Regions from separate parts of the Homo sapiens genome. Here region 2 is linked to region 1. The links are chromatin loops, found by intact Hi-C in ENCODE. Cell type or tissue: mammary epithelial cell. All regions are shown on one strand. Links, peaks and the distances in the headings refer to the core of each region. The heading gives the core; the rest is flanking DNA.

What was found. Hi-C counts contacts between places; a loop is a spot of excess contacts. Peaks named below come from ENCODE experiments on the same cell type or tissue, not always from the same donor. Only the 100,000 strongest peaks of a DNase experiment are listed, where the experiment ranks them.
Region 2: a loop joins it to region 1, with 15 times the contacts of the local background. A loop is called at or near these places in 6 of 110 quality-filtered maps.

Annotation. Positions count from the first base shown.
Region 1 is chr5:171,842,589-171,850,915 of GRCh38, forward strand. It overlaps LOC107986476 (a long non-coding RNA gene), which reads right to left and starts at 5,530. Exons shown (of 3, transcript XR_007059052.1): 1 at 3,321-5,530; 2 at 2,918-3,106; 3 at 1-31. In mammary epithelial cell, for the core only: CTCF peaks have their summits at 3,465 and 8,180 (motif pointing left); no DNase peak of the experiment used is centred there.
Region 2 is chr5:171,481,193-171,489,519 of GRCh38, forward strand. All of the region lies in intron 2 of LOC105377721 (a long non-coding RNA gene), which reads right to left. Among named protein-coding and RNA genes, the nearest start is that of FGF18, 66 kb to the left of the region's middle. In mammary epithelial cell, for the core only: a CTCF peak has its summit at 3,399 (motif pointing right); no DNase peak of the experiment used is centred there.

The sequences.
Region 1 (8,327 bases), core at 283-8,282:
GGGCGACACATTTGGCTCTGGCTTCTGGCAGCTAAGGCAGAAAGAGAAGCACATGGGGTTGCATAGTTTTCATTTTCCAACAACAGAAAGCATGTTCAGACCTCGGCAGAGACAACATTTTTCCTGGAACCAGGCTCTAGAAGGAATGTATCGGGGCCCTGCGGGGTTAAGAGCACCAGGTGACAGAGCAGATGAGTCCTGCCCCTGTCCCTGCATTCGTTCGTTCATTCATTCAAGCAACCAACACCTGTTGAACCCTCATGCTGTGTCTGGCCTCACCTGGGGCCACAGAGAATGCCTGACACAGTCCCTGCTACTCAAGGTTTCCAATTCTCCCCCTCTACCTTCAGCCCCACACCCCCACTCCTCAGTTGATCACACCCATCCTCCCATCAGGAGCAACCATGACAGCAGTGTTACCCCAAGTGCTGGATTAGACTTCCTCCCTCATTTCTGGAATGTAACCATCTGGAGAGGAGATGGGGGCCGGGAGCTGCCTAGGTCCCCTCCTGCCCCCAGCAGCCAGCCTCCCACTTCCTCTTTGCTAACAGAACCCCAAGTGTTAGCAGGTGCCCTAGGGGATGCACGCTTGATCTAAGAAAGCCAGGCACTCCCATTCCCCTTCATTGACTGATCCTTTCCCTTTCCTTATAGCTAGAGATGGTCATGTAATCCAGTTCTGGTCAAAGACACGCCTGGACTCTGCAGAACCTCTGTTCTTCTTAGTAAATGAGGAGCCCCTACTTTCTGCCTCGAACACAGCGTCCGAAGACATGATGATCCAAGCTGTGGTAGCCTCTTGACTGTGAGGGGATATGTCTGGACTCTTCAAGGAAATACATTGAGGACAGCAGAATAAAGAGAAAGAGAGAGTTTGATGCTAACTTCAAGTCATTGGACCAACCTGGGATTGACTGCCGGCCTGCAGATATCTAGTATAAGATGTTGGCTGTGTGCCATGGCCCATGCCTGTAATCCCAGCACTTTGGGTTGGGAGACCGAGGCAGGTGGATCACGAGGTCAAGAGATCGAGACCATCCTGGCCAACAAGGTGAAACCCTGTCTCTACTAAAATACAAAATATTAGCCAAGCATGGTCACGTGGGCCTGTAGTCCCAGCTACTCGGGAAGCTGAGGCAGAGGAATCGCTTGAACCCAGGAGGCGGAGGTTGCAGTGAGCCGAGATCACAGCACTGCACTCCAGCCTGGCAACAGAGCAAGACTCTGTTTAAAAAAAAAAGATGTCTTGATTGTATAGGCCTCTGTTAGCTGGTTAATCCTATTTGCTTACAGCAGAATGCATCCCAATGAATACAACAGGTATACGTGCAATGAAAGAGAGTTCAGTCCTAGGGAGACTGCAAGGGGGAAAAAGTAGGCTCTGGGGTAAAATAATTAAATAATTCTTCCTTTCATGGTGGTCATGAAATGGTAGCTAACATTTATTTGCTTTGTGTTTTTTTTTTTTTCTTTGTGAAGCACCTGTCTGCTATTGGTGCTATATGTTTTTGAAAATTCATTTTTACCTCTCCAAGCCCATTTCCTCACTGGATTCATGGAAAGATGAAGGAGAGACTGCATGTGAAAAGGGTGGACATACTTTCTGTCTGGCTGGCTGCCTGTCTTGTTCACTGCACTTTCCCAGCACTAGATAAAGTTTTTTTTATTTTGTTGTTTTATTTTTAGAGACAGGGTCCCACCATGTCATCAAGGTTGGAGTGCAGTGGCACAATCACAGCTCACTGTAACCTCAAATTCCTGGGCTTAAGTGATCCTCTCGCCTCAGCCACCTGTGTGGCTGAGACTACAGGGACACACTACCACTCCAGGCTATTTTTTAAAATTTTTTGTCAAGACAAGATCTCGATATGTTACCCCAGCTGGTCTCTAACTCCTGGCTTCAAGCAATCCCTCCCACCTCAGCCTCTCAAAGCACTGGGATTACAGGCATGAGCCATCCCTAGTTAAAATTTGGTAAAGAATAAAGCTCTTTCCCTCCGGCTTATAAAATCAGGACTCAGTAGTTATTGCCAAATGTGCCCCATTGGTTAATTTGGATCTTTCCCCATTCCTTGCATGTCCATTGGCCATTCGGGCTTCATTCCTAGAATATATATTTTTTGGGGGAGATGGGGTGGTGGGGATGGAGTGTTGGTCTGTCACCCAAGCTGGAGTGCAGTGGTGTGATCTCGGCTGACTGCAACCTCCGCCCCCTGGGTTCAAGCAATTCTCCTGCCTCAGCCTCCCAAATAGCTGGGACTACAGGTGCCCACCACCACGCCCGGCTCATTTTCGTGTTTTTAGAAGAGACGGGGTTTCACCATGTTGGCCAGGCTGGTCTCAAACTCCTGACCTCAGGTGATCTGCCTGCCTCGGCCACCACACCCGGCCCACTCTTAGAATATTTAATGAAGATTATCTTGATAAATGTTATCAAAACATTCAATTGACAAACACCAAATCAGTGTTTTTATTTATTTATTTATTTTTTGCTTGTTCCAAAGTACTTTCTGTATATATGATTGCACTGCCTAAGTGTTGTTCTCTCTTTGCATATGAGAAAACGAAAGCTTAGAGAGGTCAACTGACTTTCCCAAGGTCATTTGCTGATAATAGAATCAAAGGACAAGAGGCCAGGCTCTCTTGTGCTGAGCCCTGGCCTGGCTCCCCACTGCCTTGGGGTGGTGGGGTAGGGCCTAGTGGGGAGGTGATGCTGAAGGTGGTGTGGGTGATGGATGGCAGTGCCGCAGGGCTCTTCTTTAAGGAGGCCCACCCCTGCCTTTCACTTCCTGCTCCAGCTCCACATGCCCTGTCATTTAAGCCTCAGCACTTTGAGAGGCCTCGAAGGCCGACCCCGTGACTCCCCCAGAAATGCCTGTGCTTCCTTCCCTGTCATCTCAATGCAGAGAGCGCTCACCTCAGCAAGTTCAGACTGTGCAGGCTCGGGAGGACCTTCCGCTCAGCCAGGAGCATGGCTGGTTTGTCTCTGGATCCTCAGCACGCAGCGGGCAGCCCAGAGCTGGGCAGGGCGTTGCTGCTCCATGCGCTCTGCACTGACTTGATGACGTAGAGAGAGAGAAGGCCGCCTGTTTCCCAGGTGGAGAAACTGCATGGGGAGAACATTTTTTTCTTAGACACCTGGGGAATGAAGCGTTAACTAAGGTGATACAACTTGGAGTCCGGGAAAGGGGATTTGGGCAGAGGCTGTGGAGGGGCCTGTGGGGTGGAGAAGGCTGCAATGATCCCAGGTCCCCAGGAAAGAGTGGATCCACCTGTGTGCAGACTTTCCCCACCCTAGGAAAACAGGATGCAGGCCTTACCTCCTGTCTTTGAGCCAAAAGGAGGGAGAGCCACCACCTGAGTGTCCCATATGAGACTGCTTTGCCCCAGGAAGGGGGAAAATCCTATGTCACTGCCAAGAAGGTCCAGCTAGCTTCAGTAGAGAAATCATGACATCCAGTGGACATATGTGTCATCCCCAGGCTCAGGCAATGGCCTCCAGCCAGGAGGCCTTCTAGGGCTGGGCCAACAAGGCACTGTGGAGTGAGCGCTGGGAGGCTGAGTCTGAATCCTGATTTTGCCTCTTAGCTACGTGACTTGGGTAAGTCTCTTCCCCTCGCTGGGGCTCTGTTTCCTCCACTGAAGTGGAGAGTGTCTAAAAGCATGTTTGTGAACTGTGATGCAAATAGGTTCTCCCATGATCAGAAGCTGTGTTTCTTGCTAGGAGTAGTTTCAAGGCAGTGCTACCTAGGAGAGGGAGGGCAAGCTTGAATGATGAAGCACGTAACCATCTCCCCGGGCACTCCTGCACAAATGGCTCGCAGCTGCTCCCAACCCTACAGGCTGTTGCCAGGATAAGATGAGACCTCTTGTGGGTGCACAGGCAACGGCACTCCTGAAATATGGGGATGCAGATGTTCCCACCCTGGGACACAGGATGAAAGCGCTGGGTGTCAGCGCCTGTGAAAACCTGCAGAGGGCCTCAAGGGATCCGCATTTCCTGAGCGGGGCTCCTGCAGACCTCCCACTACATCCAGGCTGACATCTCACGGGGCTCCAGGGCCAGCACCAGACAGAGGTCAAGGCCACCGTTTGGTAGAGCAGTCATCAGACCCAGGGAGCCAGGCTGGAGAGAAGGGGCAGAGCCAGAAGAGAGCCCCCCATCCCCCGCATCCCACCTCCACCACCCAGAGAGGGAGGAGGAAACCTGAATTACAAACCCAAATCAGAGCTTAAATCCCTGAGTTCCAGCCAGAAGAGAACTGGATTAAGCAGCCTGTGGTGAGGCACATGGAGTGGGTGGGAAACCAGAGTTAACTGCGTTCTGGACACAAAGTTGCATTTTTGCACACCTGAGTTTGTGACTGAGAAATAAATATTCTCTGTTTAAGCAAAGCATCTGGACATAGTAGGCCCTCAGGAGAGCGTGCCTGCCTTTCTGTTTCCTTTCTGTCCATGAAATGAGCTCCAGATGGTGCAGAACCCCGTAGGTCCACCTCCCACTCCCAGCAGGTCTGCATGTGAGAAGGTGCTGAGCCATTCATCCAGTTCACCTTGATTTCCCAGAAGAAAAGGAATGTGTGTGACCCCTCTGAGGTGAGCCCAGTCTGGGCATGAGACTAGTTCTCAACATGAACAATAACTTTGTTGTGCACCTACTATGTGCTGAGCACTTTACAGGCAGCGTCTCATCCCCCAGCAAACCTGAAGGGAAGTGTCATCCCCCACACTGACTTTACCCCCTTTGAGGGGGTGTAATGTTCTTTCAAGCTGCATACGCTTAGGAAGTTGAGGCACTGGAGTTTGAGCCTGGTTTCTGGCCACTTTCTCCCAATAAGGACTCTGGGCTTAGCCATATTCACTGAACCCTGGCTGTGTGCAGGACCTCATGTTGCCACTTCACAGTAAAACAGGAAAAGTTAACATTTACTCAACAAGTCTTGCATGCCAGACACAGGCTCTGTGCTTTCTATACATTCTTTTATTTATTCCTCACAAAATTCCTGTGATCTCCTCTTTCCTCCCATCTTGCAGATGAGGACCCTGAGGCTCATGGAAGTTACAGAACTCACCTGGGGCCAGTCAACCACTCAGCAGCAGGGCCGGGTCTGCCCCAGGTCTGTGTAGTGTCAACGTCCTCACTCTTGGCCACTCTGTGATTCTAGGAGAGAAGCCATGCTGTAAAAGATTCCAGGTCATGCCTTGACAGGTTACAGTGACCACATCCAGGAGATCTTTAAGGCCTTAATTGTGCCCTTCAGTTCCTGTCATCATCATTATCATTATCTCCACCACCACCATCATCATCATCTACATGCCTGAAACTGGCGTATTCTTATGCCATGAACTGTAAAATATTTCATTTATTTTCCCTACTTTAACCAGCCTTGTGACCTTGTTCAAGTAACCCCACCTCTCTAAGCCTCAGTGTTCTCATGCATGAAATGGGGCCTGTAAATTCCATTTGCAAAAGGACAGTGAGCTGTTGTTTTCATCCCCAATCCCTCTCCTCCCTGAACTCCCTCCCTGAACTCCCTCTCCTTCCTCCGTGAAGTGCCCTCCGCCCCCAGGGCCTGGATTCCGGCCACCAGCTCTCCTGCCCCGGCTTTTAACGTTGGTCCCTGCAACAGGCCAGAACATCTGCCTGTGAACGCCATGGAACTCTGCCCCTGCGCTGGGGTCCTGCCAGCAAAGAGTTTAAACAAACAGAACTGGGCAGAAACGAGATGGTCCGCCGGTTGTAAAGGGTCGCACCTCATGCGCACACGCTCGGGTTTCATGATAATCCGAGTGATGGTTCTCCTGAGGAGGATTAGGAAGAAAACGTTAGGGGGCTCTGCGGGGAGCAAGAAAAAGTGGTTGTGTACCCAAGACAAACACTGCCAAGAAAGTGGCCTTTGCTGACCAATAAACCAAAGTGTGGGAGGGGGTGGGATTGGGGTACTGGAGGAAAGGAAAATTTGGGGCTCTGTCCAACTCTTCTAGTGCCTAAGTCAGACCTTCACCAGCAGAAGACCGTTCCACTGAATGTGTGGAGAGAGATTACAGCAACCCCAAACCACTGTGGTCAGAGGCTGGCGGGAGCTCCTGCATGTGGGGGAGGAGCAGCAAGCCCATGTGCCCTCCAGAGCCAGGCAGGTAAGCCAGGAGGGGCGCAAGGGACACCGCAGAGCACACACAGTGAGCCACAGCAAATGACACCGGCCTCAGCACTGGGAAGGTATTAGGGAGTGGTGGGGACTGCATCCAGCTGGAGGAACACACCCCACCCAAAGCAGGCACCTGGGACTGAGCTGCAGCTCCAGCCGGTCTCTGCCAGGCAGGAATGTAGGCCCAGTGGTGCCAATCTTCTCTGATTTTTTTTTTTTCAAGAGAAGCAGAAAAGAACAAATTTTGTTTTTTGATGTGCAGGTTCTCAATTTTTAAACATTGGCAATGAGTTCAAATGGGTTTTGAAATACTATGTGGGCCAAGCAAAATATATCTGTTAGCCAGATTTGACTCACAGGCCACTGGTTTGCAATTTTCTGAAGTTTTGGTACCGTAATAAAAGCAATGGGTCCTGCCTGGATTCAAACACCAGTTCTCCCATCTGCTGGCTGGGCAACCTTGGGCAAGTCCTCTAGCCTCTCCAGGCCTCAGTTGCTCCATCTGTAAAATGGGGATAATAGTAGTGTCTACTTGATATGATATTTGAGAAAACTTCATGAAATCATGTCATGGAAATTCCTTGATATCTCTCTCTCTCTCTGGAAATGTTAGCTTTATTACTAATGCACCCTCTGCAGGCTCCCTGGGGGGATGGAAGATAAAAACAGCGGCAACGGGCAAAAACGGAGGTGAGGAAAATGGACCAAGCAGGCAGAACAGAGCCAAACCAGAAAACGCCGGCCAAGCTTTCCCTTACTTGCTGTGTCAGAATGGCCCTTCAGGGATGATTGGCACAAGCTGACATCAAATTGACAAGAAAAGATTGGGCAGTGGCCTGAAGAGTGGCCCTCCAGTATCTGTCCACCTCTTTCCAAAATAGCAACAGGCGACCTTGGGAGACCTTTTGGATTGCAGCAGGAAGAAAGTCAGTTACAGAGGGTGTCCTAGAGGAGGTAAAAGGATGCCTCCGGTCTGTGGCTCAGCCACTGCCCCACTCTGTGACTTCAGCCAAGTCATTTCATCTGCCTCTGAGACTCCACTTACCCATCTGTAAAATAGGTTGACAACAGCTGCCTCTCAGGATGCTGGTGGTGATTAGCGATCACGCAGTATAGGTAGGGTCTGGTACAGAATTCATGTTCGACAAGTGGGAGCTGCCGTTATTGGCTGTCGTTTAGTTATTTTTATGAATGAGGCAATAGAGGTGCTTGTCTGACCAGCATCCGCTGACCTCTCTTCAAGTAACTGCCCCGTTTGCCTCTAAAGAACCATTCCTCTCCTGTTCCCCACCAAATGGTTCCGTTGGTGTTGGCTCCTCCCCAGGCTCCAGGGACAGGCGTGTGAACCCGGCACAGCTAATGAGAATAGCGTAGTATCCCAGGCCAATGGGAATCAGATCCAGGACTTGCATTCAAACCATGAGGGAAGAGAAGCTTTCCCTTTCCACCAGATCTGTTCTAGTGAGGAGTAGGCCGGAGCTGCTGGCAGCTTTCTCACTGCCACATGGGAAGAGCCTGTCTGAGAATGATATCAATAATGAGGAAATCAGAGCAAAGATTTGGAAAAATTCTTGTTTCTTGATAACACTGCTTAAGCACCTGGATCCAGCTGTGCCTAAAGTTAGCACTGTGTCGGACTCTTCAGTTACCACAGCCAAAAAATTCATTTTCTGGCTTAGACCATTTTGGATTGGGTTTTCTGTAACTTGCAACCAAGAAACTCAACAGATATACGAGCCTTAAGGATGAGTTACGAAAACACCCCAGGGGAGAGTTTCATTAGCTGGCACGTCTTATAGGCTCTCAGACCATGCTTTGAGCATGATAGCACTACTTCCTTCTTCCAAGAGTATGATAAAAATCCTTCCAAGAGTATTCCAAAAGCCTTGCACAGACTTTGGGTAATCTTCTCTTAAAGCAGTGGTTCTCAATGGGAGAGGGATTTTGTCCCCTAGAGGACACTTGGCAATGTCTGCCTACATTTTGGGTTGTCACAATGGGGAGGCAGGAGGGATGATACGTGCTACTGACATCTAGTGGGTAGAAGCCAGGGATGCCGCCAAATATCCTACAAGGCACAGGACAGACCCCACAAACAATGATCCCATCCAAATGTCAGTCGTGCTGAGGTTGAGAAACCCAGGAGAAGTGATACATCATCCCGTGTTCTACTCCTAC
Region 2 (8,327 bases), core at 184-8,183, 360 kb before region 1:
ATCTCGGCTCACCACAACCTCCACCTCCCAGGTTCAAGTGATTCTCCTGCCTCAGCCTCCCGAGTAGCTGGGATTACAGGCATGTGCCACTACGCCTGGCTAATTTTTTATTTTTTTTGTATTTTTAGTAGAGATGGTGTTTCACAATGTTGGCCAGGCTGGTCTCGCACTCCTGACCTCAGGTGATCACCTGCCTTGGCCTCCCAAAGTGCTGGGATTACAGGTGTGAGCCACCGCGTCCAGCCTATCACCATCTTACAGATGATGAAATTAAGGCCCAGAGAGGTGACATGACTTGTCCAAGGTCACACAGGTGGTGAATAGTGGGGCCAGGATTCAATCGAAGCATCCTTCAAGTCTCCCAAGCCTGGGTTCTTACTCATTCTGCTAGTTGGGTGAGGACCTGAGTGGGAAGGCTGCAAGTCCAGGTGTGAGCTGGCATCAGACCTGTGAGGTGCTTAGCAGGGTGCAGGTGCAGAGTGGGTGCTTTTCTGGATGTATGGTTGTGTGCCTTCCTCCGACTGAAGACCAAGACTCCCAGGAAGATGGGGACTTTCCGTTCTTGCAGGAGTCTGGATTCTCCTTGGTTAATCAGTTCTCCCAGAAGCCTAACCACTTTCTTCAGTCTTCTGTGCAGATAGATGCTCTCCAGCACTCACTTTGGGCCGGTCCCCCTTTCTGACTGCTCTCATCCCACATCCCTGTGGTGGGTGGAGCTGGCTCCTTGGAAAAGGGGGTTCCTTTTAGACAGCCCTGCCCTCCACCTCCCTTTCCACTCGCTGGCCTCGGCCAGCCCCCTGGGCCCAGCTCGAGAACAGACACTCACCCCTCTGCCAAGCACGGAGTGGGAAGGGAAGGGCTGTGCAGCCCCAGCCAGGAGTCCCAGCCAGGGAACAGATCAAGAGCGGATGGGATGATGGGGGCCACTGAGGTTCTGGGACCAAGGCATGAAGGCATGGGAACTTTGGGCTGCGGTGGGTCAAGGGGTGGCCAGGAGGTCAAGGGAGGAGCAGGGGGCTCCCTATCCCCAGCTCAGCCTGGGTGTGAAAGCCAGGAGTCTTCTAGTTGCAGCTGGAGGGGGCACACAGTGGGAAATAGCCTCACTCCATTGCTCCTTAAAGGGGCCAGCCAGGCTTCTTAAAGTGGCAGCTCCTGGGCAGGGAGGGGCCCCGGGAGAGCTTGGCCTCTCAGCCCTGGGAGCAGAGCTTCTTTCCATCAGGCAGTGAGTCCACCTACCATAGAGATGCCCTGGTTTCCTGCCTCCTCACCATCATGGCATCTAGAAAGGCCTCCTCCCACATGAGGGGGCTGTGGGGTTGGGCCCCTCATCTGCCTTGGCCTGCGTGTCCAGTCCTGGGCCTGGCCCAAAAGAGAGCCTCAGTGACTACTGAGAAGTAGATGATTTGATGAAGGGACCGGGCTGGAGCTGTGAGCTGAGACCCCAGAGTACAACCGGAGCTCTTCCCAACCCAGGGTATGAGCTTGGTCCAAATGGATCCTGGCAGAGACGGGCACTCCTTGGTCAATCTGTTTCTGAACCTTGCCATCTCCACTCATCCCAAACTTTCCAGCCCCATAGCACATCTGACATCTGTGATGTGCTTTTCCTATGTGATAAATGGACACCGTAACTTAGTATTTAGGGACCAGACAGGCTGAGTTCAAATCCTCGCTCTGCCTATTCCTAGATATTTCTGTTTCCTCTCTGCAAATGGAGCTATGAGTAATAATATATTGGGGCATTGTTGAAAGGCTTAGATCATCTAAAGCAGCGACAGTGATGAGAACAGGACCTGATCTTAAAGGGTGCAATAAACGGTAGCTCTTACTTTTACTACGAACGGCATGTGCAGAGGATACTATGCTTTTCTGTCAGCTCAGAAAACTGGGTAGCTGAGAGGCAAATGACATGTCCAAGGTCACCCAGAAAATATACAGCAGAGCCAGGATTTGAACTCAGGTCCAGCTGAGCCAAAGCCTGCTTTCTTTGTGTCATCATGCACCACCTCCTTCCACATCTTGCCCTGGGAGTGCGTGATCACTGGGGCTCGGGAGCTGCTAAGTGCTGGGGTAGGGGATAGCATTTTACTAGGGTCCTGGGGGCCAGTGGCTGACCAGATCCATGCCCTCCTTCCCCTGGCCTAATGCTGCAGATCTCAGGATGTCAAAGGGGGTGATGTCAGACAGTCATGCTGGGTGGGAATGGCTCTGAAAGCCTGCAGCCCCTTCCTCGCATGGAGCCTCAGCTTCCTCGCCTGTAGGTTGGGATGATCCGACAGAGGCATTGTGAGTCTCAGCTGAGCTATAACTCGTGAGAAAGCTTTTCGGACACATAGCAGGCAAGGCCTCCCAGGTTGGAGGACAGGAAGGGAGCCTGTCTGAGTAGGGAAGGGAGCTGGCCGTGTCCACAGCCTCCAACCCTCGGCCTCAGCCCCGGCCCACAGCTGGGCCTGGACTCCTGCTCGTGGCCGCCCCTCTCATGGGTCTGCGGGGATTTCTCTGCTCCAGGCTGACCCCTTCCTTGCAGAGGAGGCTTCTGTTGCCCGTCCGCTCTGCTGGGCCTGGGCTATTCTCTGTGTTTGTGTGTGTGGGGGTTGGGGATAGGTGGGGGTCCTCTTGGATTCTGTGATGGAGGGAATCCTGGCGTCCCTGTGGAGTCAGCCTGGGCCGCCGCCGGCTCAGCCGTCCTTCCCAGAGCCTCTGCAGCCCTTCTGGCTGCCGTTGCCTGCAGATTCCCGGCGAATGGTGCTCCTGAGACCGCTATGGGCCCAGGCTGCGTCATTCCCACCCTCCCTGAGCTCTGGGACTAGCTGGGCAGGGCTCCAGCCCTGGGAACTCCGCCTGCTGCTTTTTTCCCCTTCTTCGAAATTTCACTGTATGATTCAATGAAATGTCCTCTGCTTCCCGTCACCTGGCTTGGCTAAGCTGACCTTGTAGTGTGGAGCAGAGAGCACTGGACCTGGAGCTCAGGTGCTGGCATGCGTTCTGCCTTGGATGTCCTGTGTGACCGCAGGAGAGCGCCTTTACCTCTGTGGGCCTCGGTTTTTCCATCCGTAAAATGGACTGGGAGGATGGTAGTGAGGGTGTGTCTAGCAATAGAAGAGGGGAGAATGAGAACTGCCTCTGCACCCTCTCATGCCTGTCTTCTCTCTCTATGGTGGCCACTGTCTCTTCCTTCTTTGCAGAGATGTTTACCCAGGGGTCTAAGCCAGAGCTTCCTTCTCTGCCCTCCCTGCCAAGCCAGCGTACAGATCACTGGTCCCAGGGTCGGCTGTGGTAGCCCTAGGTTGGAACACACCCCTGGTTCCAAGAAGGTCCCCGTCTAATATGTGAGTCCACAGGTCCTTCCTTCACTATCCTCCCCACCCAGGCTAAAGGCTGAGGCACCCCCCACCAGGTGGGGCTTCACCACTAGAGGGCGCCCACCCCCCCACAACTTGATTAAAAAAATAAAACCCAAACGGCCTACCCCAACTAAACGTAATCGTTACAGCAATTATTGAGCATTTATTATGTGTCAGGTGCTGTACTAATCCCTACAACACCCCTAGAAGGTATACAGTGACATCATTCCCACTTAACAGATGACAAGACCGAGGTCTGGAGAAGTAAAATGACTCACCCAAGACCACCCAGCTGGTCAGTGACAGAGCTGGGACCAGCAACCAGGTCTAAGCAGTGGAGTCCCAGGCCCAATGCAGAGGCCTCATGGCACCCAGAGTCAGCCACTGCAGTGGGGAGGATGGCTGGGATGGGAGCTGAAGGTGGAGGCTAGGATTGATGAGATCAGAGACCACCAAAGGAAACGTTTGTAAACCTTCACAAAATTCGGCAGCTTTTCAAAATAATGATAATGGTAGGTTACATCCATAGAGCACTCACCATGTGGCAAACACAATACCAAGAGTTCTATATACACAATCTCCCCTAATACTAGGAACAACCCAAACGGGGGTATGTTCCAGTATTATTTCTGTTACAGATGGGGAGACTGAGGATCAATGAGGTGAAGTGTCTTGCCCAACCTTGCTCATTTGAACCCAGGTCTCTTTGCCTCTGGAGCTTGTGACTTAACTTCTGCATTCTGCTGCTTTTCTCCTTTAGAAGAATCTTATCCAGAATCCCAACATTTAAGAGATAAAAGTGGGTGGAAGCAGAGGAGGTGGGGGTACAGGAGCCTGAAGCTTTCCAGGCCAGTTTGAAAAGCCCTGATCGAATGCCCCCCTCTCCAAGCCCCAGACAGGAGCAGGGACTTGCCCACGGGCCCAGAGCTGGTTAGGGGTAGAGCCCCCAGACCACTACTTGCTCCCTCTGTGGGTGCTACCTTGACTTTGAGATAAGGTCCAGGCCTCAGGTGACAGGGGTAGATGCTTTAATCTTTGGCCTCAGCAACTGGGCAGAGAACCTTATATCCCTGATGAAGAGACTTCCACCCTGACTAGAGACTCTGGGACATGTCGGCTGTCATAGGCAGTGGCAGCCGAGGGGTGGCTTGGGGGATGGACATGTGGGTCCCCTAAATCTCCATCAGTCTTTCCCCCAAGCCATAGTAAACAAGAGGCCCTTTTCTCACCTCTGAGTAGTGTGCAGTCCCAAACCCCCTCCTGGGTAGGATCCTGGGTCCTGGAGCAGACTGTGGTCATGTGAGTTGAATCAATGACCCCCTGGCTGTGTGTCTAGCTTGGGAGCACTAGGGGGGGATATGGTCTCCGTACCATGCGAAGTCCTGTTTCTGTGTAATGCAGTGAATTCCTACCCAGGTCCCACCTGGGATTCACCTTGTTCTTTTGTAGGAGTCGAATCTCTGCAATTGTCTGACTTCTGCAGTGATGCTGGGGGAATTAAATGTAGCTGCAGTATGTACAAGACATATCCTGCAGTGGGGGAACACTGTCAGGTGGGTCCCGCTGGGGCTGGGGACATGGGAACCAATAATGTGTGTGAAGCACTTAGTGGGGACCAGGCCCAGGGCTCAGCATGATCACTCTGAATCCATACAGCAGCCCTGCAAGGTAGGCACTCTGGAGCTTGTGACTTAACTTCCGCATTCTGCTGCTTCTCTTTCTTTAGAAGAATCGTTTCTAGAATCCCAATATTTAAGGGATAAAAGTGGGTGGAAGCTGAGGAGGTGGGGGGTACAGGAGCCCAAGAGTCCCCAAGGCCACAGTGCTTTCACCCCTCTATGAGGATGCATAAAACAGAGCCTCAGAGAGGCTAAGTGGCATGTTCAGGGTCGTCCAGCTGCGAAGTGTCGCAGCTGGGATTTGAACCCTGGTTGGCTGGACTCAAAGGTCCCACATTGTTCTACTCTGCCCTGCTGGAGCACCTGTGTAGACTGTTAGATTGGTTCAGTGAAGCATGCCTGCTATTGACACCCTTGCGTAGTCCCTTTTGAGGTGACTTGTTACGTAGCAGCGATAGATCGTTAAAACAGTTCCTGGGAGGAGTCACTGAACAAGGCTGGGAGTGAGATTAGGAAACTTTCTTTTTTAGTTTCTTGCTCTTGAAAGATCAAGTCCCTGTGAGTTTGGAGCACCTCTGCAGGATTCCTCCTGAGCAGAAATGAAGGACAAGGAGGGCTTGGCAGCGAGAGCTCAATATTCATGCATCTCTGTGTTCTCTGCTCCTCCTGGCCACGTGGCTCCACTGCTCTTCCCTTTCTTCTTTCCAATTAGGTGTGGCCATGTACATGATTTCTAGGTTGTGGAGTGTGGTGGAAGTGATTCATGCCACTTTGGGCCTGGCCCAAAAAACTCTCCTATGAGCCCCCTTCTCTTTTCTTGCCCCTTGGCTGAGAGGAGAGGACTCTGAGGGCCTCGAAGAGGATGGAAGCACAGGATGGAAGAGGCTTGGGCCCTGAATGACTGCATGGAGGCTGCCTGGCCAGGAGCACCTGCATCGGACTGTGATGTGAAGGAGAAACGAGATTTCATTGTGTAAAAGCCACTCGCTGAGGAGCCGGGACTACCTGGTCAGGACCTAGTTTTCCCTAACTAATCCAGAGGGTAAGGAGAGGTCTTGCTGAGAACATGGGATGTGGGCCTTCCAGTGTCCAAGGGGAAGTTGGATCAAGAGGGAGAGAAATGTACCCCACTGTCCCTGGGTGCTGTAGATACTGGGTCTTGGCCTCCTGGGGGAAGAAGGGCTTTGAGGTGTTTTCTTGACAAATCATTTGTTGAGCACCCGCTCTGAGCCAGTGTCTGTCTCAGCCTGGAGAGGCAGAGATGGCGAAGCTTTGCTCTCAAAGTGCTCACAGTGTGTTAGGGAGACAAAGGCAGGTCAGGGTCAGGTGATGCCAACCTCTCAGGAGCCATAAGCTCCCCTGATACAGGGCAGGTGGGGAGGGTAAATAAATTAGTGAGGAGGCCAAGTGTGAGGCAATAGGGAATGGTGGGGATTGTGGTGAACTTCAGAGACACACCTGGCGGTGGTGGCAGCTTCCATCAGCTGCAGTCTCTTGTTGCCACATGGGTCCATATTCTCACACTGGGTTCATGGGAAAATGGACCCTGTGTGGACAGAGCCTCCAGTTTTTTAAGTCAAATCAGAAATTTTGATACTTATGTGAATTCTCCTATTTTTCAAAACTTGAAAATTAACTTAAAACTAACATTAAAAATCTGAGAAAAAAGCATCGCCAGAAAAGTTAAAAATTAAAAAAACAAAAACAGAACAAAACAAAGCCGGCTGGGTGCAGTGGCTCACGCCTGTAATCCCAACACTTCGGGAGGCCGAGGCAGGTGGATCACTTGAGGTCAGGAGTTCGAGACCAGCCTGGCCAACATGGCAAAACCTCGTGTCTACTAAAAATACAAAAATTAGCTGGGCATGGTGCTGGGCACCTGTAATCCCAACTACTTGGGAGGCTTAGACAGGAGAATGGTTTGAACCTGGGAGGCGGAGGTTGCAGTGAGCCGAGATTGTGCCATTGCACTCCGGCCTGGGTGACAAGAGTAAAACTCTAAAACAAACAAAAACAAACAAACAAAAAAACCCAACCAAAATCCCCCTGGGGTTTTGGCTTACAACCTCTGTGATAATATGTTATAAGGGGCTTGTGGGATGCTTGAGGCTGGGACTCTAACTCATCCTGGGAGTGTCTACAGAAAGGGGAAACCTTACCTGAGACATGAAGGGTGAGGAGAGAGTAGGAAAGAGAAGAGGCAGAAGAGGAAAGCTGAATCGGGCAGTGGCACAGCTTGAGCAAAGGCATGGAGGGCAGAGCTGCAGGCAATTTGCTTTTTTGAGTATCCCGGATGTAACATGGCACCTGTACTACCTACACCCTCCTAATGGAAGCCACCTTAGGGGGCACCAAAGTAGGAGTCTTGGGTTTTTGGGGGTAAAGGGACAGGGAGAGAAGGGACTCCTGAGAAACATACAAGGGAAATCCTTTGTCAAGGTAAAGCGCTAACAAACTCTAGGGACAGATTATTTTCTCTCCAGCTTTAGTTGAGTTTTGCTCTTTGCAGCACTATCTCTCTGTCACGGGCAAAAGCCCTGTTCTTGAGGTGCTTTGGGGAATGAAGAAGTGTGGGCTGTGTTCATGCTTGGGACAAGCAGGGTGGAGCGGAGCCAGCAACTGGTGGCCAAGGTGGCAGAAGTGACCAGGGAACAGCTGACAGTGGGCTTCAGGAGCAGGAGACAGAACACTGAGGGAAGGTAGGCGCCGCTGGGGATCTCCTGGGAAGCAGTGAGGAGGGTGCCGCGTGTCCTGCAGGTACCTGTGGGGCGGGGCTCGAGTGCCTGTATCTGCAGGTTGAAGGGAAGGGTGGCCCCAGCTGCCTCAGGGTCACACATGATGAGATGGCATTTGGCTGGGCTGCCGGGAGGGCCCTGGACACAGTGCGGTGCCACAGAACCCCACTCCACGCCCTGGGCTCTTTCTCTGCCAAGGAAGGTGACTGGTCCAGACTGAGATGGCAAGCCTTTCCATCTCATGAGGCACTCTGGGCGGACTGGCTGTGGTTTTGGATAAATGTGAATTTCAGGCTGCACAGGGTTCGGCAAGAAAGAGTGCCTGAGATGGATTCACCCTGTCAAGGTGCCGAGCGCGGGGACAGCGTCCATTCCTGCCTGTGGACAACTCTACTTCCAAAGGAACAGAAGTTGTCCTTGCTCTCAGGTTCGCCTGACCTAGGTTGTCCCTCCCTCCAAATCTTCAGATGTTTTCCTCTTAGAGGGTCTGACTGTGATCCTCCTCCTCTGGGACCCGGTATCCACGCCCATCAACGGGAAATGCTGATAGTGGTAAGAAAGCCTGCCCTCCCCTATCTTGCAAGATGCCGTAGAGGTAAAATGACATCTGTTGTTTGTGCTTCGATTCC